Regions from separate parts of the Mus musculus genome. Here region 1 is linked to region 2. The links are chromatin loops, found by intact Hi-C in ENCODE. Cell type or tissue: left cerebral cortex. All regions are shown on one strand. Each heading gives the region's core, and the rest is flanking DNA. Links, peaks and the distances in the headings are about the cores only. Region 1 overlaps Atp2b2 (ATPase, Ca++ transporting, plasma membrane 2). Region 2 has its middle 22 kb from the start of Gm36023.

What was found. Peaks named below come from ENCODE experiments on the same cell type or tissue, not always from the same donor. Only the 100,000 strongest peaks of a DNase experiment are listed, where the experiment ranks them.
Region 1: it touches region 2 in a loop (7-fold over the local background); 41 of 42 quality-filtered maps call a loop at or near these places.

What each region holds. Positions count from the first base shown.
Region 1 is chr6:113,758,173-113,766,501 of GRCm38, reverse strand. Atp2b2 (ATPase, Ca++ transporting, plasma membrane 2) reads left to right here. Exons shown (of 20, transcript NM_001036684.3): 12 at 335-514; 13 at 694-781; 14 at 2,858-2,964; 15 at 3,546-3,737; 16 at 5,647-5,860; 17 at 7,168-7,379; 18 at 7,476-7,583. Among named protein-coding and RNA genes, the nearest start is that of Sec13, 22 kb to the right of the region's middle. In left cerebral cortex, for the core only: a CTCF peak has its summit at 4,661 (motif pointing left); DNase peaks (open chromatin) are centred at 4,409 and 4,623; H3K27ac peaks cover 285 bases.
Region 2 is chr6:114,068,254-114,076,582 of GRCm38, reverse strand. No RefSeq gene overlaps it. Among named protein-coding and RNA genes, the nearest start is that of Gm36023, 22 kb to the left of the region's middle. In left cerebral cortex, for the core only: a CTCF peak has its summit at 4,792 (motif pointing right); DNase peaks (open chromatin) are centred at 1,372, 4,810 and 7,806; H3K27ac peaks cover 96 bases.

The DNA of each region.
Region 1 (8,329 bases), core at 219-8,218, 310 kb after region 2:
TAGGATGGTTTTTTAGGGTCTTTCCAATGCCCTTTGTCCAGGTCAGAAACAATAAGTTTCATCTCAGGATAGACTATCATGGTCAGTAAGTAGTAGCTGCCTGGTACTCTGAGGGCTGAGAATTCTGAGACCCTATCAGGTTTAATCAGAGGATGTTGTGATCAATTGGTAATGCCTGTCGAAAGCATAAAAGGAAAGCCACAGGCACCATCAGCCTCTCCTGGTTAGTTACCTAGGGAGGTTTCTGGGAGAAGAGTCAGCCCTGGGTTTTTTTAAGACAAGGAAGACCTACCTAAGTGATGCCCTCCCTCATGGCTTTTACCTTCTCTTACAGGTCCCAGAAGCCATCCGCAAGTGCCAGCGGGCAGGTATCACAGTCCGCATGGTCACCGGTGACAATATCAACACAGCCCGGGCCATCGCCATCAAGTGTGGCATTATCCACCCTGGAGAGGACTTCCTGTGCCTGGAAGGCAAAGAATTCAATCGGAGGATTCGCAACGAGAAGGGGGAGGTACGCATGCGCATGTGCCCTCCGCAAAGGCTCTGAAGTGGGCCAAGCTCCAGAGGGGGCCGGGAGGCATGGGCCCTGCATGCTTGAACAGAAGCCAGCTGAAGAGCCCAGCGACTCTGCATGGGGCTCGATTTCTCTCTGTGACCCCCCCCCCACCGACATACCACACCCCTCTCCAGATTGAGCAGGAGCGGATTGACAAGATCTGGCCAAAGCTGAGGGTGCTGGCTCGCTCCTCGCCCACGGATAAGCACACGCTGGTCAAAGGTAAGCCTGGAGTAACTATGGTGATTGTGAGCCCAGAACTAACCCAGCCTAAAAACCAAGCCCGATTTGCATGGCATCGCAGCTTCCTCCATGTGTGCTCTAGCTGGTCCTTGGCTATGGGTGACACAGGCTCCACAGTGTAGATGGGAAGAGGGCACACAGACTCTCCTTCCCTGGGGGCCTTCTGGCTTGTTCATTTTCAGCCTTGAGAGGACTGCAGAGGCTTGGGGGTGTGGGGGGGAGACATGAGGAGATTGCGAGACTCTCTTCTGATCATCCAACCTCCTCTAGGTAGCAGTGGGCCTGGGCCTGGCTGGGCTAGAGGTAGCCTAGTCCCTGTGCATAAAACCTTTGTTGTGCAGACCTTCAGGAACCTTCCACAAAGTCTGCTCTCTCATGGCTTGGCGGTATTTGCCATTCTTTGTCATCTGAAAGGTAGCCCATCTTCCTCCTCCATCGGGCCCAGAACTTAGGAAGCTGAGACCCGTAGGAAGCTTCCAGCCAACCCTTATGAGCAGACCCAGAGGATGAGAGGTCCCGGAACAGCAGAAGGCTAGAACACCTTCCCCCACCCGTTAGAGGGTCACCACTCACAAAGCCTCAGGAACCCCAATTACATTCCTGCATCACAGCCCTGGGTCTCAGTACTCCTACTACCCTCTCTGAGGCCTTGATAAGCCTGTCCACTCTGGGTCTCAGTTTCCCCATCTGTAAATGTAAAAGGTGGGGTTTTGACTTCTGCCTGGGATCACCTCTAGGCACCTTAGAGTCACATGTCTTAAACAACAGAGAATCCCATAGCGTGCTCCTGTACAGACCGTGCTACGGGCCCACCCTCATTACCTGGGTATCAGGCATGACAGACCTGATAAGATGCCAATCAGTTAATGTAAGTCTTCCAGGGTCTCTGAAGTCCTAATAATACCATCTGCAATAGACAGCCATCATCAAGAAAATGTGGGCCTCAGCTAGAGCCTCTGGGGTGATGGGCATGTGGGGAACAGGGAAACCCCAGAACCCAGTGCACCCACCTGAATGATGGGAGAAATAAGACCATTAGAGACCAGAGAGAGGCACAGGAGGAGGTACCCAGGGGTGGGAGGTACCCAGGGGTAGAAGGTACTCAGGGGTGGGAGGTACCCAGGGGTAGGAGGTACTCAGAGGTGGGAGGTACTGGGGGGGGGGGTACCCAGGAAGGAAGCCCACAGAGAAGAACATGGTCCACTGTGGGACCAGCTGCTGTGAGGCCAGGAGAGACAGGATGGAGATGTGACCACAAGGAGGCCGCTGGGGAACCATCCATCATAGGGCCCAGTGAGTGTCCAGTGCTGACCAAAGAACCAGGAAGGTCAGAGACTGACCTGCCAACTCCAGAGTTAGGAGTTCAAACAGGCTGAGCCAGAGACAGTGGGATTTGGGTGGGCTGGCAGCCAGTGGGAATAGCCAGGATAACCCTGAGGGACCAGGCATGGAAGCTGGCCTTTGTAAGGGGTAGTTAGAGGGAATGGTACCCCTTACCTGGGAACTTGTTCCCTGCCTTCACAGGCTGCTGCTGTTTGTCTGCCTGGCACAGACAGGGCAATGCCCACACGCAGACAAGGAGGCCAGAAGCCATGGTTTTGACATGAGGGGCAGGCGTAGTTGTGCTCAGTCTGGTTCTTACCAGTTATCGTTGAAGATGTACAGAGGTCAAGCCCAGTGGGTCAGGATGGCAAATGACATGCTCATGGCCTCCCCGCATATGACTGGAGTTCCCAGGCGGAGTGTACTGGAAAGCAGATGTGGGAGTCCCTGAAGATGCAGAGAACTCATGGATCTGGACAGAATAGCTAGAGGGCTGTGCTTCTAGGTAGTGTGACAAAGAGGGCTGTGCTTCTAGGTGACAAAGGACTTTAAGAGCAGACAGTGCTGGAGAATGGGAAGTCCCGAGCCAACCTGGGCTAACGAGGAGCTTGGTGGCTCTGAACAGGCTGGAAAGAGCAGCGATGGAAGGGGCTGGCTGGACAGACAGGACAGGAAGCCATGCTGAGGCTCAGGGCTGGCCATGGGCCCTGATCATACCCCCTTACCCACTAGGCATCATCGACAGTACACACACTGAGCAGCGGCAGGTGGTGGCTGTGACAGGGGATGGGACCAACGACGGGCCTGCTCTCAAGAAGGCAGATGTGGGCTTCGCAATGGTAAGAGGATCTTAAGAGGGCTTCATGTGGTGTCAGACTGGGTCTCAAAGGCGAGGATAGTCAGCTTGGACTACACCACTTCAAACTGGCTTGCAGGACTCCCTACAGACACTTAACACTCATCCCTCTCCATACAACTTGTATGCAACCCAAGCTTTTGAGTCCCAGACTAGCCTCAAGAGGTCTTCCTGGAGGGGGCAGGCAGTGTCCTGCTGGGGTCAGCTCTGTCCTGCTCGGTGCTTAAAGGTCAAGGAGGAATGGGGCAAGGCCAGGCTTCCCAGAAAAGAATGTTGGCCTCAGAGGGGTGGTTGTGTAAGTATGTGCATACCTATGTATATACATATACATATACATATACATATACATATACATATACATATACATATACATATACATATACATATACAAAGTTTGTATGAGTGTATGCATATACATGTGAATGTGTGTATGGTCAGACTGTGCCAGTTCCTTTGAGTCAGGAGTGAGGTGACAGGACTAAGACTGTGTGAAGATAAGACTGGCCAGATAGAGCCATTCACCTCTCCAGCTGCCCTACCAGGCTCCTGTCCCTGTCTCCACAGGGCATCGCAGGCACAGATGTGGCCAAGGAGGCCTCAGACATCATCCTGACAGATGACAACTTCAGCAGCATCGTCAAGGCAGTGATGTGGGGCCGTAACGTCTATGACAGCATATCCAAATTCCTGCAGTTCCAGCTGACTGTCAACGTGGTGGCGGTGATCGTGGCCTTCACGGGCGCCTGCATTACACAGGTGGGTCCTGGGAGAATCACACCAAAGGCTGGGAAAGGGCAGCCTTTAGCCTCCAGAACACCCTAGATTGTTAGCAGCACAACCCTGGGGATGGATACACATTGCGGTGTTCCTCCCAAGACCAGGATGCCATCTTGGACCTCCGTGCAGCCAGTAGCCCTATGCAGTTGAGAAATGAGGCTTGGGGAGGTAGTATGACTCAGGTGGCCCCAGAAATGAGAGACATCGGGCCTCATGGCCTGTGAGGTCTGACCCCTGCTCCAGACATTGGCAGAAGCCTGGCAGAGGCCCCAAGGGAGGACCAAGGGGACCAGTTGCCCAGACAAGGACAGAGTCAGTCCTGTTGTGTGGGATCTTCCCTCCAGAGCAGAGTGGATTCGGAGAGATGGGGTGAGTGGAGGAGGCAGTGATGCTCTGTCTGTCCAGATCACTGCTGCTGGCCCTCGGCAGACTGCTTGCCGAGACACTTGGAGCCCCGTGAGTAAGTACCACTTCACAGAGGTAGAGACAGGCTCAGAGGACAGAACGCTCAGACACTCACTCTGGCTCCTGATGTCTCCTGAAACTCTAACCAGACTGCATCTCCCAGGAGCTGGCTCTCTGGTCTGGAGAAGGAGAGCAACTTCAGCCCTAAGAGGATCTCAGAGGCCTGGGTCCTTCCAGTCACTACCTGGTTACACAATCCTCCTACCCATAGGGGAACCCAGAGTCCATTGTGCAGCGTCCCCAAGAGCCACATGGCCCATAGGACACTGTTTCCTTCTGCGGTGACCGCCATCACGATGATGCACATGGTGGCTGTAGCATTGACCCTGTGTGCCACCTCAGGCCCGAGAGTTGGACTGAGGGTTCCCTGTCTGTTCAGGGGAGGGCATCTTTCCTGGTCTGTGGATGTGGAGCTCCCTCTAGTGGTGGTTTATAGACATCGTGTGACAGCTTCCTGGAGACTGGACAGATGCCAGTTAAGAAAACAGGTTTGGAGACAAGGATCAGTTGGCCCAACATCCCTGAGTGAGCAGGACCATACAGGCTTTGGTGAGAAAATTGTACACCTGACTCTGAGAATCTTGTAATCAGATAAGGCGGAAAAGTAGCAGGAAGCCCAGAGCAGCCCTACTAGGTAGGGTGAGACGGCAGAACAACCAGGGAAGCACGAAGAAGACAGACAGATGGGAAACAGAGGGTAGGCTTCCTGGAGGAGTACTCCATGGGCCAAGGGAAGATCAAGAATAGAACCAATGCAAGAAGCAGAGGGTTATGGGTGAGGCGGACTCTGTGGACAAGGACTGTAGTTGTGAGCGGTGAAGGATGGGTGGGTCAACTTCTTCAGTCAGTGTACACAGAGCATGCTCTGTCCAGCCTGGACCTCTCAGAACGAACCTGATAGTGTCTACACTGGCATGCTTGTGGTGACAACCTGTGTCTTAGCATCCTGTTTTGCATGCTTGACACTTTTTATCATGACAGGGCATTTCACTTGGAGCTGTAGTTATAAAATCCTTTACAATGTAAGATAATGAGAAGAAATAAGGTGAAATTGGGAGGGAGGTCAAGGACAGTTTCTCCAGGACACTGAACCCCTGAGACTGAGGGGCAGAGACTTCAGGGAGTTAAAAAAATGGATGTTGACTTTAGACAGGAGGGGAATAGGAGATGATGTGGCTGAAGTCTACAGAAGTCAGGGAGCTGTGGCCACTGAGCCTGTGGGCCCAGGACTGAGGTGGGCAGCTCATACTGTTCTCCATAGAAGCTCTAAGAAACTGTCCTACATATGCTCAGAGCCCCAAAGCCTGGGCAGCCTGCATCCCGTAGTAGGAACCTGCTGAGACCCTGCAGCGGGTCCATCCTGTACTCTGTGGCTGTGGTGGCTCACCCTGTGACAGTCTTCTTCTCCCTGCCACTGTCGTAGGACTCCCCTCTCAAGGCTGTGCAGATGCTCTGGGTGAACCTCATCATGGACACGTTTGCCTCCCTGGCCCTGGCCACAGAGCCACCTACGGAGACTCTGCTTCTGAGGAAACCGTACGGTCGCAACAAGCCGCTCATCTCGAGGACCATGATGAAGAACATCCTGGGCCACGCCGTCTACCAGCTCACCCTCATCTTCACCCTGCTCTTCGTGGGTGAGCGCCCTCGTCCTCACGCCTCTGAGCTTAGGGCACCAACTTCAGGACATACCATGGCCAACAACGGCTGGCTTTACACATGTCATTCTGTTTCCCCCATGGGGAAACTGTGGCATAGGAGGGAAATGCAGGTGGCAGCACACAGGGAGCCAGAAGTTGTCATGCCCTGTCCCCGGCTGGCTCACCTCAAAGCCAGCAGTAGTGTTAGCATCCGGGACTGATGAAAACTTTCTGTCAGGTTAGCCACTGAGAGCCAAGGTCCTGGGCCAAGCAACCTGTCCCTTCCCTGACCGCTTCTAGGAACCCCTTCTTGCTCCAGGAAGATGTCTTCATGGAGAATGTAGACGTCCTTGGGGAAGGACACACAACCACTTGGAATGTCAGCTCCTTTCTCGGCCCCTCCACTGAGGGCTAGCTCTCCAGCCACTCAGATCCAAGCGCCTTTGCCTGTGTCTTATTCAGTGCTCCTTCATTAAAATAAGGTTCCTGAGATGATTAGCTCAGAAGAGGGGTTCGTTTGGACTCTCACTCTGAGAGGTCATATTCAGATGACTCTGCTGTATGGAGTCAGGGACAAGGCAAAGGGAAGAAACATTGCTCGCTTCATGGCCAGGAAGCAGAGAAAAGTATGGACCAGGCCCCACAGTTCCCTTCAAGAGAATACCCCCTAATGGCCTAAAGTGTCCCGTCAGATTTCACCCTGAAGCGATTCCACCACCTCCCTTAGGGCTAGGGTGTGGTAGAGCCTTTGCTCAGTATGCCTCAAGTCCCGATAAACCGGGTGGGGTGGTGCCTGCCTGTAATCCCAGCACTCGGGAAGCAAAGGTGGGGGGGGGGGATCAGAAGTTTAAGGTCATCCCTGGCTACAGTGACTTCAAGAGCAGCTTGTGCTTCATGCGACTCTGGTTCCACTACCTCTCCATAGCGCCACAGCCTGGGCACCAGGCCTCAAATACATAGGTCTCCAGGCCACATTGGCTTAAGCTGTAGTGGCTTCACTGAAGGATCTGTGTCCTCTCATTTCAGTCACCCTTCATAAGGAATGTTACTCTGTAAGGCCGCTGGCATGCCACCTTTCTCAGATGTCCACAGAAAAGGCGACAGGTCCCAAGCCATTTATCCTCTAGATCAGTGATTCTCAGTCTTCCTAAAGTGACCCCTAGTTCAGTTCCTCTCGTCCTGGTGAGCCCCCACCAGGATATGAACCACTGCTCTAGAGAAAGAATTGTCTCACTAAGCAGGAACCACAGGCCACACTGTGCCCCGTTCCACACCTGAGCCGGCCCCACCCTCTGGCTTGGCAGGTGAGAAGATGTTCCAGATCGACAGCGGAAGGAACGCCCCGCTGCACTCACCACCCTCAGAGCACTACACCATCATCTTCAACACCTTCGTCATGATGCAGCTTTTCAACGAGATCAACGCCCGCAAGATCCACGGCGAGCGCAACGTCTTTGACGGGATCTTCCGGAACCCCATCTTCTGCACCATCGTTCTTGGCACTTTCGCCATCCAGGTACCCAGCCCCCACTTAACCTGGGCTGGGCAAGGCGGTGGCTCCCCGGCCCTCCGTGCCATCTCCGTGTCTGTCCCTCCGATCTCTGACCCGCAGATAGTGATCGTGCAGTTTGGCGGGAAGCCCTTCAGCTGCTCCCCACTCCAGCTGGACCAGTGGATGTGGTGCATCTTCATAGGCCTGGGAGAGCTCGTCTGGGGCCAGGTGTGTGGCAGGGGAGTGGGGGGAGGGGTGTTGAGCCAAAGGAAGAGGAACAACAGGATTGGTCCTAGAAGTGACATATAGCTACTGCCCATACCAGGGAAGGCCAGTCCCAACACTGGGCATCAGAGCAATAGAGTCCTTTCAAGTCTCCAAATGCAGGCCACGTGGGTACCAACACTCTGATTGTGACCTTTTATCTGTATTTCACTGCTGCTGGTATTTTCTTTTCTTTTTTAAATTGTAGCAGTTTCTTTTAACTTAAATTTATGTCCAAAGGCAATGCTATTATTACTGGCATGACTTGCCAAAAGTGGAAGCTTACAGAAAATAACAATGTCAGGAAGAGCTGCCACAGCTCGGAACCTGAAGCCAACGCGCTAAAAGGGGGATCATCTATTGGTATCCTGAAGGTAGTGACCTGTGGTGCCAAGCAGGGTAATATGGCCCATCCTGCCATATTAACATGTGACTTGAGGTGGTCCTGTGGCTATCTAGGCATCTCCTAACTTGACCCTGGAACATTCTTTCACTTGGTTTATTTTCTACCTCTTCCCAAGTTCTAGGCATACATACACATGTTCATGCACATACACGCATGCACACATGTACACGCACACGCACACACGCACACGCACAAATGCACGCATATGCACACACCATCACATACATCATCATACTGCTGACAGCTTGAAATTCCAGTCTTCTGACTCGGGACCCTACATGGGAGAAGTGTCTTTGTCAGCTCT
Region 2 (8,329 bases), core at 170-8,169:
CAGATGCACTTTATCCCTTGGGGTCCTGTCACATCTGTTCTTCCCCTGACCAGACACTAACCACACAGTAGACCTGCACCTTAGTGCAGGACATCTTCATTCATTCCTTACATCAGCCCTGATGAACCTATCCAAGCAGCAGGACCAAGGCAGCCACCTGCCTCATAAATTCTGGTGGGGGTCATTGAAGATTGCCCTTCCTGGCTGGCTCTGCCCAGTCTGTCAGGGCCCCTCCCCAGCCCTGGAAACTAAGCATTTTCTTCTAGTCCTTCCCCAAGGTCAGCCTAGGACCATTTCCCGGACTCCCCTCTCCCTCTAAGGACACTGATGTAGGTCTCTCTCAATAGACACCCCATGCTGCCTGACCTCCAAGTCGAGCCTGCCTAGCGTACTCTGTCACCATAGATCATGTCTTCCAAGGTTCCTGCTCTCTGCAGTGATCTGAGTCTGAGCTGTCAGCGGATAACCATCCCCACAGGCCTGAACACAGACCCCCCCCCCGCCCCCAGCCCAGATCCCATCATTGTATGGCCTTGAACAGGGTAATTTCCTTCCAGGTGAGTCATTCTGACATAGAAAAGTGGCCAGTAGCCACTTCCCTACAGTGGTCAGCAGGATAGGAGCCAAAGTTCCCAGCTAGGTAACATGCTTCTGCCATAACAAGGAACATTCATTCATTCACTGTATATTGAGCATGCTCTATGAACCTAGCTCTAAAGACACAATGGTTGGCAAAGTCCAAGGCTGGACCAGCCTTTCTGAGAGAGCCATTTGAAATAATGTACAGCCAGCATGTCAGAATACTGGCAGTCACTGGACCCACAGTCTCAAAATTCCATGAGTGACCTAGTGTTGGGATTAGTGGTGACTCTATATCTGGTCACCAGAGATGCCGCATCTTGATTTCAGCAGGATCCAGGCCTCTGAGGAGGGGTGGAGTTACACATCTAGAATGGGGACCTTCACATTGTGGGGAAAGAAATCCAGAAGCCGAGACCATTCCCAAGAAGTTCATAGACAGAGCGCTTTCCCAAACTTTAACCTCAGGCCCTGCACAGCAGGACAGCATAGATCCCACCCTGGGTCTCCAGAGAGAGCAGGGATGGTGGCATGGTGACAGAAGTGGAAATTACCAGTGCTGGTGCCTCCAATCCCACCCCCTTGCCATGTTTTGACTCCAAGAGAAACTCAGTTTTAGCCAGGGAAGCTGGTTAAAGAGGAGGGCAGGATTCAGGGACACCATGACTTCTGCCTTATTGGAACAAAGTTTCAAATTGTTCCCACTGCACCTGCTTGGGGAAACTGTGTCAGAGCCCTTCCGGACCTGTCAGTGTTAGCCACCCACAACTTCTCAGAGATAGGCACTGAGTGGCTCAGGGTGGGAGGGGGAACTGTCCTAGTTTTGTAATTGGCTCCCATGGCGCTGCTCAACGGTTATTAAAATACGGACACAAAACCTCCCAGAGAAATCGCTCTGGGCCTCTATTTATCATGTGCTTTGTAAGACGGACAAGTGGGGGCCAGTCCATGGAAGGTCAGCGACCCGATGCTTCAAGGTCAGATAATTAACTTTCTCAGGATTTGCAAAGGGAACACGGATGACGACTTAGGGTCTCCTCACTTGACAGAGCCCACTGCACAGCTCTGGCCTCAGCACATGCTGTTCTCACCCGAGTCCTTTCTGAGGTGACTGTCCTCCCATCCCCAAAGCCTGCAGAGAGCAGGCAGGAGGTCAGCAAACTCAAGAGATGATACACTAAGTTCTCTTCCTGCCTGTGCTGTGTATTTTTCTAGGTCAGTGATTCGTGCAGCTGTTAGGCCAGCAGTGACAGTCTGCCCTAGGAACATTCTAGAAATGCCCATTTTCAGGTCCCTTCCCCAGAGAAACTGGACGTGCAACCCAGACATGCATGTGTTTGCACCTACTCCATGGCCAAGTCTGATGTCCATGATAGCCATACTCTGTAGAAGACAGCAGTAGAGAGCAAGGACTGGGGTGCCACTCCAACAGGGCTTCTGTCACCAAGGGGCTCCCTTTAGGAGCTGGGGAGCTCTAGGTGACCACTGTTGCAGATCTCAGGACAGCAGTCACAGCCAGTGTGACAGCACTCAGGTAGGTGAGGAGAAGGAGATGGAAAAGGGGCAGGATGAGGTGAGGTCAGGGCCAGAGGGTGAACTAACTCACTCAGCAAACATTTGCCAAGCTCCTGTTATATGACTTGAGTGTTTGTCATGTCTTGGAAGGTCACACAGTCATGCTGTTTGGAGGGGAAGCCTCTGGAAGATTAATGGGTCCTGGGGGCTCTGCCCTCGTGGAGTACTAACAGGCTTGTGGGCCATTCAGGAATGGCTTTCTTAAGAGAGTGAGCCCTGTCAGGCACTCTTGCTTCCTCACCAAGCAGTGCTCTGTCACCTATGGACCTTGCAGAAGGCTCCTGTCCTTTGCAGCCCCATTACCTGGGACCCCATCTTCCAAAACTACCAGGTAAAGGGATGGGATTGTTTGTTTTGTTTTGTTTTAATAAATGATCCAATCTCAGGTACTCTGCTCTATTATGTTTTAGAATTAAATCTAATTTATATCTACATGTATGTGTGTGTGCTTGCACATGTGTGTGGAACTGCCCTCTAAGGCCAAAAGACAATGTAAGATTCTCTGGTTGCAAGCTATCTAAAGTGGATGCTGATAAATTCAAGTTCTGTGCAAGAACAACACATGCTCTTAACCACTGATCCATCTCTCCAGCCCAGATTCTGTTCTGGACTCTGGGAACATGGGCAACAGAGTCCCTGCTCTTAGGAAGGGTGTGGGTTTGCAGGATAAAAGGATGAAGGAGCCTTGGGCTGTTGAAGGCAGTGAAGGTGGTCAGATAGAGAGGAGCTAACTCAGAGGAAATGGAAGGGATGACACACAGGGCTGGAGGTGCACATTGGGTGTGGGGGAAGTGGGAGGGGCCAGTACACTCTTGGTGTGGAGGAAGTGGGGTCACAGAGCCGCTCTACTTCTCCAGGTCAGATGAGGTCCCCATGTTCACCACCACCTCCAGGGGCAGCTCAGGGGCCGCTCAGGCTTGTACGTATGACAGGAAGATCCTAGACATTCATCAAAACCAAACTACATCTGGGCTGTGGAAGTGCAGCTGCAGACATTATTGGGCCAGGTATTGGGAAAGGAGGTGACATATGACACGGCAGTTGAGCATGAACCCTTGGGGTACGAGAGTCACGGGACGATCCTCATCCTTAGGACAACCAGGTCTGCATTTACCTGCTTCATAGCTTAGGGAAGTTCTGGCTCCCAAACACAGCCACCTCCCCTGAAGGGAGTGGAGTGGCCGCTCTTTTATGAATGTCCCTGCCAACCCCATTTTAAAACTCAGTTGCCACAGGAACAGGATCAAGAGGTGGGGTAGCATCGCTAAGAAGTGACGGCCCTGACGGAGGGTTCTGCTCTGTGACTAAATTGTCACTGTAACTGCAGTGGTGACTTCCTGCCTCAATGCTTTACACCCTCACTTGCCTTTCTCGCCAGGCTCCTGGGCTTCAGCCTCCAAAACCCTGAGCCAGATAAACCTTCACTGTTTATAAATTACCCTGTCTAGGCTGTTCTGTTACAACCAAAGTAAACTGAGACTTTGTCCATAGTAGGAAACATTTGTGGGGTCTAGCCTCTGGAACAAGCTGGCTGAGCTCTGGTAGAAGCTTAGGTGAGCAGTGGGAAGCTGGGAATTTGGAATGGCTCACAAGCAGCCGTAGATGGAGTGACTGGATACATTCTTTCCAGCCTCACTTCAACAAGCCTTGATTTTTTTCTTCCCTGTACAATGGGTGGGAGAGTGTCCCATGTCTGAAGACAGGCGTAAAGATTAGGTGGGGTTTTTGTGCCTGTGCATATGGAACATCGAGGTCCAGCGTCACCCTCAGTCCCTTCCCATTTTTTATTTTGAGACAAGCTCGGCCATTGAACTAGGAGTTTACTGATGGGCTGGGATTGCTGGCCAGCGAGCCCTAGGAATCCTCCTCTCACCCCTTTCCCAGATCTGAAATTACATATATGTGCCACCACAGATGACTTTTTACATGAAGCCAGAGATTCAAACTCAGGGTCCCATGCTTGCCCAGCAAGCACTTCACCAACTGAGCCATCCTGCCAGCCCCTGGAATAGGTAGTTCTTAGCATAGCATCTGGAAGAAGCTGAGCCATCACTGAAAGTTGCTGCTGTTACGGTTGTCACCATCGTCATCGATACTTGTGCGTAGGGAATAATGTCTCAGAACTACCTGAGGGACATCCTGAGTGCTGATGCCCGTGTGGTCACCCACAGGGCCCTTTGATGTGACCCTCAGGAAGGAGAGAAGCAGGAGGGAACAGCAAGACACCAGCCACAACCCTCCCAAGAGTGGCAGAGCTTTGGAGAATACTGGTTAGGGCAGAATGGAGATGAGTTACAGTCATCCTGTTCCCAGACATCTTCCTAGATTTTTTTTTATGAAGGCTCCTTGCACTAACTTTTGGGAGCACAAATCCTGATTGTGCCTGTCCCTCTCTCGGAGTAAAAGCCCCAGATGCTGAAGCCGGGAATGGTCCACTCTTATACTTTCAGGTTTGGTCTCGAGGTATACAGCAGGTGCTTTAATGAAAAAAAATAAGTGACTGTAAAAAAGAAAGGAATACCTACATGAGTAAATCTATCCATTGGTTGCTCCAAGAAGAAAGAAGCTGGGCTTGGAGTCGAGGTTCCCTAGACCCTAGAAGCCTCTTGGCAGCATCCAAACGGCTCTTTCCATTTGGACACAAGGTGGCGCCACCACCACCATAAAGCCCTACAGACAAGGCCATCACCCTTGGTAGATGGATCAGTGAAAGTAGCCCTCGGTCTGGGCAGCAGCTGCCTGAAAAGGAAAAGGGAGGCTTCACTGTCCTCTCCACTCCTCCTTCTTCAGTAGATAATCACTGGGAAAGCTTACCCAAACAAGACCCATCTTCTCTCTCCATTTGGGGGCCATCCTCTTTCCTTCTGAAGCATCCCAAACTTACAGAGGGACGCCCCTGTCTCATTACCCTTCTTATCTCATGAGTGGTTTGGGTGTTGTTGTTGTTGTTGTTGTTGTTGTTGTTTTAAGATTTACTTTCTATTTATGTTTGTGTTTCTGTGTGTGCACACCACAAGTGTGGATTCCGGCAGAAGCCAAAGACAGCATCAGATTCTTTGGAGCTAGAGTTACAGGCAGCTGTGAGATACCAGACACCGGTGCTGAGGACTGAACTCAAGTCCTCTGCAGAAACAGCAAGTGCTCTTAACCACGGAGCCATCATGCCAGCCTTAGTATGTGTTTCTTACAAACACGGGAAGCTCAGTGGACAGTGTAAGCTCCCCTGATGGGATGTGATTATCCACTCCTCAGAGTCTGCCTGTTTCAGCAGCTTCCCCGTGATGCCCTCAGGGCCAGGCATCCTATCCTGGTCCACGAAGTGCACTTCACTCTCATATCTCACAGGGTGGTGCAGTTTGGTGCAGTCCACATGTTCCCAGGACAGAGGCAAATCTCCAGCCCCAAATTTACTTTTTTGGGGCCAGCCAGTTTGTTCAAGCCTTCATCCTTTATTGCATTCATTCATTTGTTCATTCATTCATTTGTTGCTTTATTTCTTCACTCAAGAGTCCCTCAACCTGGAACACCTTTGTTTTGCAGAGAGCTGATCTTTTTAAGACTACAGGTCACATATGGTATCAAATGATCTTGAACTGTAGCTTGACTACTGTTTCTGCTTCAGATTGCTTGTTTTTTGTTGTTTGTTTGTTTGCTTGTTTGTTTTTCAGAAGGAACGTCACCAAAAAAATAGGCCAGAGATGGTAGTGAACACTTGTATATCTAACACTTAGGCGGACAAGAGGATTCTGAGTTCAAGGCTAGCCTGGATCTTATAATTTACTTACTGGTAAATACAGGCCTGATTTGACACCTGAAGAAGCAATGTCCACTAAGCAAGCTATTCAAATATTCAATGTGTGTGTGTGTGTGTGTGTGTGTGTGTGTGTGTGCGCGCGCGCGTGTGCATGCATGCGTGTGTGTGCATCCTTCCCCTCTGACTGCTATGGCTATCCACAAGCTCTGAGACTGGGGAGCAGCTACCCCATCTATTCCCTTCCAACCCTTGGGAAGTCGCCTCACTCATGCTGTGCTAAACAGCAGCTGGCTCGCTCAGGGTCTGAGGAGCAACTGCTTGGTCCTCTGTGTCCTCTGTGGAAAGAGACGTCCACCAGAGAGGAAGCGCAGCACCAAGAGCTCCCTCATTCCTCGGATCACTCTGCCATGCTCCTGCTGCCCCGGAGCAGAGGACCATCACTTCGTGTAGTTTTCTCTTCTCTTTGGTCAGTGTGGTGGGACTGGCAGTGGTGTTTGGGGCTTTAGTGATGGTGCTGCTATTGGCGATGACGCGATGATGTGCTGTTATTGTTGCTGCTGATGATGTTTCTGGTGCTGGTTGTAATATTGGTGGTGCTGTTGGTGGCAGGGCTGACAGTGGGGCTGGTGGTGTTGGGATGGAGGTGGTAGCATTGGTGGTGGTGAAGGTATGTAACCTCTATGCATGTAAACTGTATGTAATCTGGTTACTGTCACCCGGATCAGAAGTCTCTATTATTTGTTACTGAGTGTATCAGTAGGGAAATTGGATTCTCATGGTTTTAAATTCTTAGTTTGTCTCCACACTACCAAGGATAGTGTCTCCCACACTATCATTTTTTATTTCAAATATATACAAATCTCCTGTGTCAATGAGATTTCCCACCACTGTGACAAACCCCAGTGAGAAATAGCTTGAAGAAGGAAAGATTTCTTTTGGCTGTGGTTTCAGAGTATGGTTTTCAATTCCATTTTTCTGGGCCGTTGGTGAAGCAGAGAATCATGGCCAGGAAGCACGGGGTGGGAAGTGGGTATACCACTCAAATTTACACCCCAGGGATTGATCCTCTGCCCCAGTGAGGTATCCCTTTGATGTTTCTACCAACCCACAATTTAGTGTCACCAGCTGTACCAACCTTGTCTTGTCATTTACCATCATGCCTCCGAGTCACTAAAGTTCATTAGAAAGAAGGGTCTACAGGTCAAATCTCTCCTTGTTACTGATTCCTATACTCCCAACACAGAGTCTGTCTCAGAGCAGCACTTAATGATTGATGAATGCATGGATGGATGGATGGATGGATGGATGGATGGATGATGGATGGATGGATAGATGGATGATGGATGGATGATAGATGGATGGATGGATGATAGATGGATGGATGGATAGATGGATGGATGATGGATTGATGATGATGGATGGATAGATAGGTAGATAGATAGATAGATTGATAGATAAGTGAATGGACAGGTGGATAGACAGATTGACAGATGAATGGATGGAAAGGTGGGTATATTGCAGGGGGACTCAGAACCTATAGCTGAGTATCTTTTAAAATTTTGTGTTTTATGTGGTGTGTGTGTGTGTGTGTGTGTGTGTTTAGGGGTATTTGATGTGTGCAGGCACATGTCTCAAGATGCCGAGGTCTCCACTGTCAGTGAACAGCTTTCCGGTATCTGTTCTCTACTCCGCTGTGGGATCTAATTTAGGCTATCAGGCTTGCAAGGCAGGGGCTTCTACCTGCTGACCCAGTGGCTGAGTTTCTTCATGCAGGATCAAACGTGGTTTCTTTTCTCTTCTTAGAATAAAACTAAAATGTGAGTTCTCCTCAAGAAGGAGCACCCAGGCTTCCCCTTTTTGCAGAGGGATTTCTGCTTAGCTTATCATCTGCTTCACTTCGCTGAGCTCTAGCAAGCTGGTGCAATCAATAAAGCAACTTGCAAAATTTTTCTAAAATAGAATGAACAGAATCTGATCTTGTGCATAGGAACCTGGAGAAATCTGCTTGAAACAGGGCTTCTGCTCGGGTTGCTGGGTTGTGTCCAGCCTCCAAAAGCTAAATGCCCACACCGCAACCATTATTCTCTATTAAACTTGCTAAGTTAGAACCAAGCACTTGGCTTTTATGCAAGCTTGCAGGAGGATGCATGCATGTGTGTGCAGGTGTGCTCACCTGTGTGTGCATCTGCAGGAGCCAGGAGTCTTCACTGGGTGTCTTCTTCTATCAGATTTGTCATAGAGTTTCTCACTGGTTGAGCTAGAGCTCAACCAATCTGTTACCGTGGCTGGCCAACAAGCCTGGGGACACTGCCTGTCCCTATCTCTTCTGTGGCTGTTGTGTGGAGCCACGCTTTCACATGAGTACCCTGATGTCCATGCATGTGTGACAAGTATTTTATCCCCAAGCCATGGCTCCATCCC